2 separate regions of the Homo sapiens genome follow, and region 2 is linked to region 1. Evidence: chromatin contacts called from ENCODE Hi-C data. All regions are on one chromosome and are shown on one strand. Each heading gives the region's core, a stretch centred on a gene start or an enhancer-like site at or near the end of the contact. The rest is flanking DNA. Distances are from core to core; before and after follow the strand shown.

Evidence for each region. A loop is a pair of places that touch in the nucleus more often than their neighbours do. Pooled maps may share reads with other maps.
Region 2: a loop to region 1 is called in a map of psoas muscle, with 1.9 times the contacts of the local background. The contact joins two enhancer-like sites. A Hi-C loop is called at or near these places in 3 of 168 maps with a recorded cell type or tissue (dorsolateral prefrontal cortex, endothelial cell of hepatic sinusoid and psoas muscle) and 1 of 50 pooled maps.

The regions. Positions count from the first base shown.
Region 1 is chr2:71,644,347-71,649,070 of GRCh38, reverse strand. The region is part of intron 42 of DYSF (dysferlin); the gene reads right to left. Among named protein-coding and RNA genes, the nearest start is that of DYSF, 180 kb to the right of the region's middle. Within about 2 kb of position 2,915, at least 7 of the 41 ENCODE cell types and tissues checked have a DNase peak (open chromatin) inside an H3K27ac peak, as active enhancers do; they include psoas muscle, where a contact is called at or near this core.
Region 2 is chr2:71,683,440-71,688,163 of GRCh38, reverse strand. It overlaps DYSF (dysferlin), which reads right to left. Exons shown (of 56, transcript NM_001130987.2): 56 at 1,401-1,710. The coding sequence ends at 1,672. Among named protein-coding and RNA genes, the nearest start is that of DYSF, 220 kb to the right of the region's middle. Within about 2 kb of position 2,633, at least 6 of the 41 ENCODE cell types and tissues checked have a DNase peak (open chromatin) inside an H3K27ac peak, as active enhancers do; they include psoas muscle, where a contact is called at or near this core.

The DNA of each region.
Region 1 (4,724 bases), core at 1,666-4,165:
CGAACTACAACCAGTCCTTCTGTTGTGGTTTCTCCAGATAACTTCCCAGGTTAGCTGAAGTTAATCCCCTAGGAGTTCCTTCAAGACAGGCTCATTGGAATCACATTACTCCAGTTCCTGAATATGTACAAATGGTTATCTGTAGCCTTTATGCTTGGAGGGGAGCTTGGCTGAACATATAATCCTCAGGTCACCCTGTCTTTCTTTGATGATCTTATATCAGTGTGTTATTGTCTTTGGATATGGAATGCTGTTACGAAAAAATGGAAGCCATCTTGATTTAGTTCCTATTTTAAATGACTTAATATTGCTTTTTTCTTTTCAAGAGGTGGGGAGGAGGTATGACTACCCAAAGAATTATTTCTTTATCTCTAAAGTACAGTAATTATATTAGAATATGTCTCAGATTGACCAATCTTTGTCAGTTTTTCCTGACACACCATGAACTTTTTCAATATGTATGTTCAACTATTCTTTCATTTCCGTAAGGTTTTATTAAACCATTATGGTTTTTTCTGTAATTTTTTTTACTATTTTGGTTGTCTTCCTTGGAGACTCCAATTATGCAAATGTTAGGTTTCCTTTCCCTGACGTCTATATCTGTCATTTTCTCTTTGTTCCTTTATAACTTTTTCATTATTTCCATTTTCGTTTGCTTACTTTTATAGTTTCTGTCCTCTGTGCCCTTGGTTGTGTTTTCCATGTGGCCCTTCTGCCCTGTGCTCCTTCCAACTTCACGTTTTCATCTCTTTCTTTCCTGAGTCCTGCCAGCCCATAGTTTATCACTCATTTTATCAGCCCTTGACTACTTTCATTTTTGCTTTGCATTCTGACTGCCCCATTTCTAAAAAGTTCATAGCAAAGCATTTCATCTCATCTGCTCCTTGGCAAAATTTTTCAAGTAGGTATATGTCCTCTTCTACTGATAAGTTTTCATTTTGATTTTCTTTTCTTTTTTGCAGGATTTTTGAATTCAGGCTACACCGTTTTAAAAAATTATTTCTCACTAAATGAGCTGAATTTTGTTCCCACCACAGAGGCAGACTGCTTCCTGCAAATATGGCTCATTTGTGTAATTCTTGTGTAGCTCCACCTCTGCTTCTCTGAATCAAATCAGGTCTAAGAGGCTTCTGTCATCAGCTTCAACCTGTCTCCAAAGTTTCCGTATCCACGGTTGTAAACAAAGGATGTAACATTTATATTTCATGGTGAAACCTCACTTTCAGGAACTGTATTTTGAAACTATTATGAAAATTTTCAAACACACACAAAAGTAAAGAGAATAGATAATAAACCCCCATGTAACCATTATCTGTCCTAAATAATTATCAACATTCTTCCATTAGAAAGTATATTTTTGCTAGGCTTTCTGAGATCTGCTACTACTCTGATCTTTCAACATTCTGCATGTATCTTCTCTTCACTTACTGCTGAGTGGCCTCTAACCAATTTCAGTTGTCTTTGAGCAGCCCTTACATATATTTTGAAGTCTGTGGCTTCTGTTTGTTTCCAACTTTTCTGAAAATGGATTTTGTGGGTTTGAATGATTTCCAAGAGAAAAGGGGAAAAATGCTGACTTATGCAGCCATGTTCATACTGGAAGTCCCAATAAAATATTTTTTAAATTTCTAAGCGGTTGAACTTTTTGTTTAAACTTTTGTTATTAATTTCTCATTTTATTGCATTATAATCTGTCTTGTATGATTTCTGCTTTTGGTAACTTACTACAAAACTAATATGTGATCAAATTTTGTAAGTATTCGCTGAGCATCAGGAAAAAATGTATTCTCCATTTTTTATTATTTTTATTCTCTATTTTAAAGCTATAACTTTAATTTCATGTAGCTTAAAAAACATTTACCTTGTTATTCAGATCTTTTATCTTCTTATGTATTTGTTGTCTGCTTGATAGTTAAGGAGAATGGTGTAATGAAATCCCCACTGCAACTTTAATTTCTGTCATTTTGTGCTTTTATCAAGTGTGAGATATCAGTTTATACATTCTTATCCATTTTTGCTTTAAGTATTTCTAAGCTTTACTATTCTATGCATAAATATTTGAGAGTCTTTTCATTGAAATATACATCTTTTATTTATATAAAACTCTCTATTTTGTTTCCTTTGCTCTTCACTTTAAATTCTGTTTTCCTTTGGTTTACACTTACCTTGTTTGCTAAAATATTGTTTTCCAAAATCTTTATTTTTTAGCCATTCTAAGTTGTATTGTTTTAGATGTGTCTTTTAAAGACAGTACAATGAATTTTGACTTTTGATATAGTCTAAGAGTCCTTGTCACTTAATGGGGAAGTTTAGTCCATTTTTATTAATTAGGAACATTAAGATGTTTTGTTCTTTTTTTACTATGCATTTTCTGTGGTTTCTGTTTTTAATGCTTTCTTGTTGTGTCTTTTGTTCCTTTATTTTTCTATTTAGATTAGGAGTTGTTTTGTCCCCCTATGCTAGTGATTTCTAAAATCTGTTTTCCTGCACCCACTGTGTGCTCCACTCTCTCCATAATGTGGCAGGCTATTTTTCAAAGACCCACGTTGGTGATGGTGGTTTTCTTCCATTTACTTATCTTTAAAGAACCAGCGTTCCTTCCAGGTCTAGTTTTCCCCCCAGAAATAGTTTGAATGCATTTTGCTTTGGACAGCCTATTTTCACTTGGATGCTGTCAGAGACCTCCTCCAGAGGTCAAGCAGGAGGGCTGGGTGCCAATTCAGCATCCGCACCTGAGGGAGCAGCGAGGGGCCAGGGCCATGGGCCACCCTGGCAGGAGTCCTCATTCTTGCTTGGGTTGTCTGACTTTTTGGCAAGGCCACAGGACCACATGCCAGACCTAATGTGTCAGACCTTCTTCCTGGTACACAAATAGTTCTGTCTCTTTGCCCAACCTCACACACCCAACTACCAAGTCGAGGAGGAACTTGCTGCCTGAGGATCGCAGCTGCTGCTGCCTGTGCCTCATCTCTGAGCAGCCAGGTCTCCAGGCACAATTCACCAGGCAGGCCCATAGAGCAGAGACAACTTTTGCTGACTGGTGAAACTGCCCTCCAGAGTGCCTAGCAGAGACTCTGCGCCAAAAGAATCACCTGAAAGCCCAGGCCACCTGCTACCCTGACAAGCTTCAACTCTCTCTCATCCAGTCCCCTCCAAAGGGCTCTTGGGGCCTTTCCTATGTGTCTAACAGCCTGTGCCCACCTCTCATTTTCTCCTCTCCAAGCCTGGGAGGTAATTGCGGGGTACAGAGTCTCCCCCATTTATAATCCAGAAGTAGTGTTGCCAGATTTAGTAAGTGAAAATACACAATTTCCAGTTAAATCTGAATTTCAAATAAATAACTGATACAGAACGGGGTCAGGTAAGTGCTGGGTAGAGGAGGACGGTGTCCCTGGCGAGGGCTTCATCCCCCGGGCCTGTGCCACAGGCCTAGGGAGGACAGGCATTTCTGTTTTCTTGCCCAAATGCTGCATTTCCCAAGACCATCCTGGCCTGCCACACCCCCATTCTGTGCCTATAAAAACCCCCAAGACCCTAGCGGGCAGAAACACAAGTTGCTGGACATCGAGAGGAACACACAAGCAGAGGAACACACAAGCGGCGGGATGTCGAGAAGGACCCACTGGCGTAGGAGCACACCAACAGGCCTCAGCAGGCCAGCAGGCCATTGACCAGCGGAACAACGTGGAGTTTGGTCCTGGTGGTGGGAGGAGAGTCCAGGCCACTGAGCAGCGCGACTCCAGGGGAAAACCACCTTCCCATTCCATCTCCCTTCTGGCTCCCCAATCTGCTGAGAGCTACTTCCACCCAGTAAAACCTTGCACTCAATCTCCAAGCCCACGTGCGATCCAATTCTTTCAGTACACCAAGGCAAGAAACCCCGGGATACAGAAAGCCCTCTGTGCTTGTGATAAGGCAGGGGTCTAATTGAGCTAACACAAGCCGCCTACAGATGGCTAAGCTGAAATAGTCCTCTGTAACACACATCCACTGGGGCTTCAGCTGTAAACATTCACCTCTGGACACTGCTGTGGGGTTGGAGCCCCACAACCTGCCCATCTGCATGTTCCCCTAGAGGTGTGAGCAGCAGGGCACTGAAGAAGCCAGCCACACCCCCACTGCACACCCTGCAAGGGGGATAAGGGAACTTTTCCTGTTTCATAACCAATAATTTTTAAAGAAATATGCCCCGTGCAATATTTGATGCATGCTGATATTAAAAAACTATTCATTGTTCATCTGAAATTCAAATGTGACTGGGCATCCTGAATTTTAACTGGCAACCCTAGCCAGGAGACCATGCAACTCCTTTAAGGAGTAATTTCTGAGTCACCTCTGATTATCTTCTTTAAAAGTAGTCTACTTTTTCAAAGCATAATTATATTTGTATAATTTCCTCAAAATACCACAATTTGGCTGACTCATTTCTGTTTTTTTCCACAGAAACAGGGTTTCCCATATTTTCAGATTTGTAGGTAATTTTCTGGCCCAATTGTAGGAGTTAGGGGTCAGGAGTACATTCTCAAACCGACTCTCTTTTTATTTTAACACAAATTTTCTACTATAGAAAAGTTCAAATAACACTGAAAGACATGGGATAGGACAACAAATCCCTGCGTACCCATCTCCAAGCTTTAACTGTTTTCAATGTCATGCAATATTAATAATGTTGACTATTTTGAAAATCGGTGAGGGGGCCACCCTGATCTTGGGAAGGGGTAGGG
Region 2 (4,724 bases), core at 1,384-3,883, 39 kb before region 1:
ATAGTTGCATGGTATTCATTCATTTCCTCTTGCCTTTCCGCCCTGGAAGACAAAACAGACCTTCTTTCCAAAGCAAACCCCCTCCTCTCCTTCTCCAGAAACTGATTCCATGAATTACCTCATACTCTTTCTTGTGTCTTTGATCTTTCCCTAACAAGTGGCTTCCTCCTTCCTCCCTTCAAATATTCTCAGGTTTTCCCTCTCCTAAAAATCTCGCTCGGGGCCTCCTGAAGTGGTGGCCCCACCCCTTCCTTCCTCTCCCTCTAGCCCTCCCTAAAGGCCAGCCTCCTCTCACTGCCTCCCCACAGGCATGCTTAGTGTGCTCAGTGAAGGCTCAGCACCAGACTGACCTTCCCAGAAAAGCTCTGACCCCAGTCCCTGCTGTGTCCTACGTGCGGCGTGGCCCCTGGCTCTAGGGTTCAGGTGTCAGGGTCTCAGGACTCATAGCCACCTCTAGCCTGAAGCTCTCCTGAAGTAAGAAGCACCCTGCTTTCAAGGTGTAGCTCCCTCACCCAGGCAGGTTCCAGACATCAACCCTGTCCCAACCACCCCCAGTCCTGCCAATCAGTGAAGAGCCAAGGAGGACTGGGCCAGGATGCAGGGTCACCGTGGAAAACCGGGGACACCCGCTGGGTAACGGGAGTGGAGGCTGCCAGCTCTGTGCTCACAGAGTTCAGCCCCTCAGGCGAGAGATGCAGGAGACTCTTGGAAACGTGATGTTTTCAAGCGCTTGGCTTTCTCTCCAAGTATGTTCCTGCTGCTTCTGTAGATTAAGCCTGATTCCTGCAGGAAATGTCAAACCAATGGCTACAACTAAGCTTTAGACCACAAGAAAAAGGTGTCTTTGTCCAGATCGGATTCTTAAAGCAGAGAGAGGAAGCAGAGAGAGAGAATCGCAAGAAATCCCAGGATTCTATGGGAATAGGCCAAAGCCAGAGGTACAGTGGCCTCCCTGCCTAGGGGATTTCTGGCCGAACCCTCCCCACTGGAGTTCCCTTTCTATAAAATGGAACCTCTTCCCTAGCATGGTCAAAGAAACCAGAAGATACAGGTAGCTGCCCTCCTAGGCAAAGGGCAGCCTGGGAGACGGGGGGGGTGCCCGAGTAAGGAGAAGGCAGGGGGAAAGGGGAAAGTCCTGGATTGGAGAGGAGGCAGAGGAGGCCGGGGCTAAGGCAAACCAGACACCAAGCCCCAAGCCCACCCCACCCCCAACCAGTCTTGTGAAAGAAGAAGCAGTTCCACGGGCCCCACCCACTGCTTCTCAGCTGCCTCTCCCTCCAGAAGGCTGGGCTGGAAGCAGCACCCATACCCCGTCCACCCTCCCCGCCCACCCAGGCATATCCCCCTTCACAGTCACTCCCTGTTCAGGTACTGTAGAGATACACACACTGACACTGCTGTGTGGTTCCAACTGTTTTATACTGAAATATGTCTGAGCTGATCCAAAAAAGCGTTGGGTTGGGGGAGAAGGAAATGATGGAAGTGGGGTGATCTCAGAGCTCCATGTTAGCAACTCTGGGAGTGTGGGCCGGTCCATCTGTCTGTCTGCCCACCCTGGCAGGACAATCAGGCCTAGGAGGTCTGGAGGAGCTCGCCGAGCTGGGCGGAGGAGGCAGGCCAGTCCCATGCTGGAGGGGACCCCACGGCCCCTTCTACAGGGCAGGAGAGTCCTCAGCTGAAGGGCTTCACCAGCTTCATGGCAGCATAGTTCTGGAGGGAGGGAGGAGACAGGGACCCATGGTGATCCCACTGGGGCAGGCACAGCCAGAGCAGCTGTCCCAGACCTGGGGCTCAGAGGATGGGGCTAAGCTGCCAACAGGCAAGAGGCTGGGAGAGGACGCTCGTGGCTCTTCAACCACCTGCCCACGCCTCGCCCTCACCACTTGCCATCCATACCATGTGGGGCTCAACACTCCGCCCTGCCTAGTGCTCCAGCCCATCAGGCAAACCCATACCCTCCGAAACTCCACCCGCACCCTCCCACCTGGGGGCCAAAGCTGCCCAAATTGCTCTGTCTTCTCCCCCATCAAGCCAGGCCCATTTCCAGGTTCCAGCTGACTGCCCAGAGGACTCTGAGCACCCTGGACCTGGCCTCTTCCATCAGACAGGTGCTGAAGGTGGGGCCCAGGGTCCTCCCCCACATGGCAGCCCAGGGCTTACGGGTCATCACACCCCTGTCCAGAAAGCAGAGAGAGAGTTGGGGATGGGCTGTCGTGGATGACCCACGGCACAGCCCAGCACTAGAGACAGGGCACCCTTGATTGAGCCCTGCCTGCTGCAGGATTGACAGTATCCTCCCCTCCCCACTTCTCCCCCCAAAAACCATGAAAACACATACAACACAATACAGGGCTCCTAATTGGGACAGTATGTTCCCCAGCGCCGGCTGGGGAAAGCCAACTCTGGAAACAGAGCCGGCCCTCCTTCCCCGCCAAACGCCTCCTGCCTCCCCACGCTGGCCCTGCTCCCGGCTGGCTCTGAGGGGGAAGCTGAGAGGAATCAGACAGGCTGCCCCCTCATACCCCTCCCAAGGGAATTTCCAAGAGGGTAGGGGATTAGGCCAACTGGAGGAAGCTGCCCTGTCCTTGGGCCCCTCTCCACTAGGCCCTGGCTTGGGGCAGGCAGCCTCTGTCCCATGGCCTGAAAGCCAGGTGAGGGTCACCAGGGCCCGGCCCTCATCATCTGGTACTGGCCAAATGAATGAGTGACTTGGGTGGAAGGAGGCAGGATGTGCTCAGCTTGTAGCAAAGACCTGTGAGCAAAGCCAGTCTGCAGCCTCAGGCCCAGGCCACCCCCTTCATCCCTAGACCCCTTACCTAGGATCTGACATCCCCACACCAGCCCTGGGAGAGGGGAAGCAGGGTCCATATTTTAAAGAGGACAACTTCCAGAAGAACTCAAAGGAGAGTGGCCCGCTGCTGGGGGGACAGGAGACAGGGAGGAGCTCTGACCAGGCCCCCCACAGTACCACTCTGCTTCTGCCCACAGCGATGAGGAAGGACCACAGGCTGGAAGTGACTGGAAATCTTTCCTTCCTCTCCCAGCCAGGCAGCAGGGCCTCCTTCCCCAGGCCCCTGGAGGCCTAGATCTGCTGCCCAGTAGCCTAGCAGTGCAGGGTGCAGCTGGCAGGGGCTGGGCTTAGGCATGTCATGGGTGGTGGTGATGCCACTTTGGACCTGCCTTTCCCCTCCCCTTGGCTTTTCAGAAGGAGGCTTGGCTTAATATACAGCAGCCAGGGAAGATGACAGTGCTCCCCTAAGCACAGTCCCAGCCACAGAAGGCCAGAGCTAACCTAGTGCAGCCCCTTCCTCATGTGAGCAGGAGGGATTTGCCAAGGTCACAGGAAGAGTCCATAATCCTGACTCCAGCGACAGAGCTCTGTCACATCCAACAGGGTTTCTCCAACCATCATGTGCCTACATGCAGATTCCCCCTCAGCAGGCCGGGGCCGGCCGGGGACTCTGAGTTTCTAGTGAGTTCCCTGGTGCTACTGCTGCTAGTCCTCCGACTACACCAAGGGCGAGGGTCTGCAGCAGCTCTTCTCTTCCTAAACTCCCACGGCCTGAGCCTCCCAAAAGAGCATTTGATCATCCACAGTACTTTTCCTTACTCTCTGGTTTCAATGTCTCCCCAGGGAAGTGAGCACTCCCCAGTGGCATGAGGCCTCATCCTCTTCTCCCTCATCCCCAAAACACGCCCTTACCTCCCAGACGCACACACGTGCTTAGAGTCTCTGTGGCTAACTGAACACTGGCCAGCTGGGCTCCGAATGGGAGGAGGAGCTTGAGGCAGGCTGGGAAGGGTGCCCCCTGGGCAGGAGACACCAGGCAGAAGTCCTGGGGCCTGACCCCGGATCTCAGGTCACAGCAACAGCTCATGCTGCAGGACACCACACGTGCACACACTCTTCCACAGTCCTGTATCTCAGCTTATATTTGTAATCTCGTCTCCCTTGGCTTAAAGAGGCCTCCCACATCGTACACACCTCGAGTCCCTGCAACCTAGATCTACCCTGGACCACAGTCAGATTTTGCTGATGGACAAACCTCAGAACCTCAGAAACATTTCTCCATTGCGCCTCAGGTGACCACAGCCAGCTTAGCAGGCCTGGCCTGTAGGCAGACCCTTCACCACCCTGGTTCTAGACTCTCCTTAGTCACTATGGCCCAGATGGTAGCTGGTCCGGACATCCAAACCAGACATCCTTTCCCCAGCTCCTCTCAGTTCAGCTGTTAGAACTGCATGGAAAGCTGTGTGGTTATAACTCTCTTCCTCTCTGAGATGCATTCTGCAGACATGGGCATAGCCAGCTGCAGTGGGATGGAGGGGCTCTTGCCCTTTCCTCCTCCTGGAGGACTCACAGAGCAAAGAGCTCACCTGGGGGCAGTTCCCCAAGCAGCCTGTCTGCCATGGGATCAATGCTCTGGGCCAGTGGCCTGGTGCTGACCAGGACTGAGGCCTGAAGTGGGAATCACAGTGAGCCCTGGATTGGGAGTGTGCATGGAATACTGTGCAGCCTACGGCCAGGCCCTTTCCTTCTCTGGGTGTTTGCGTCTTTGCCACCAACATAAGGTCCTCAAGGGGTGGATTACACCATTCTCTCCACTTTTATATAGGGTTGGAGTTTTCATATTAAAAAGATTTCTTTTAAATTTTAAAGAGCATTAGAAATCAGGTGTCAGCCTGAGAATGCTGCAACCCCTTCAAGGTCTAAAGTATCAGAG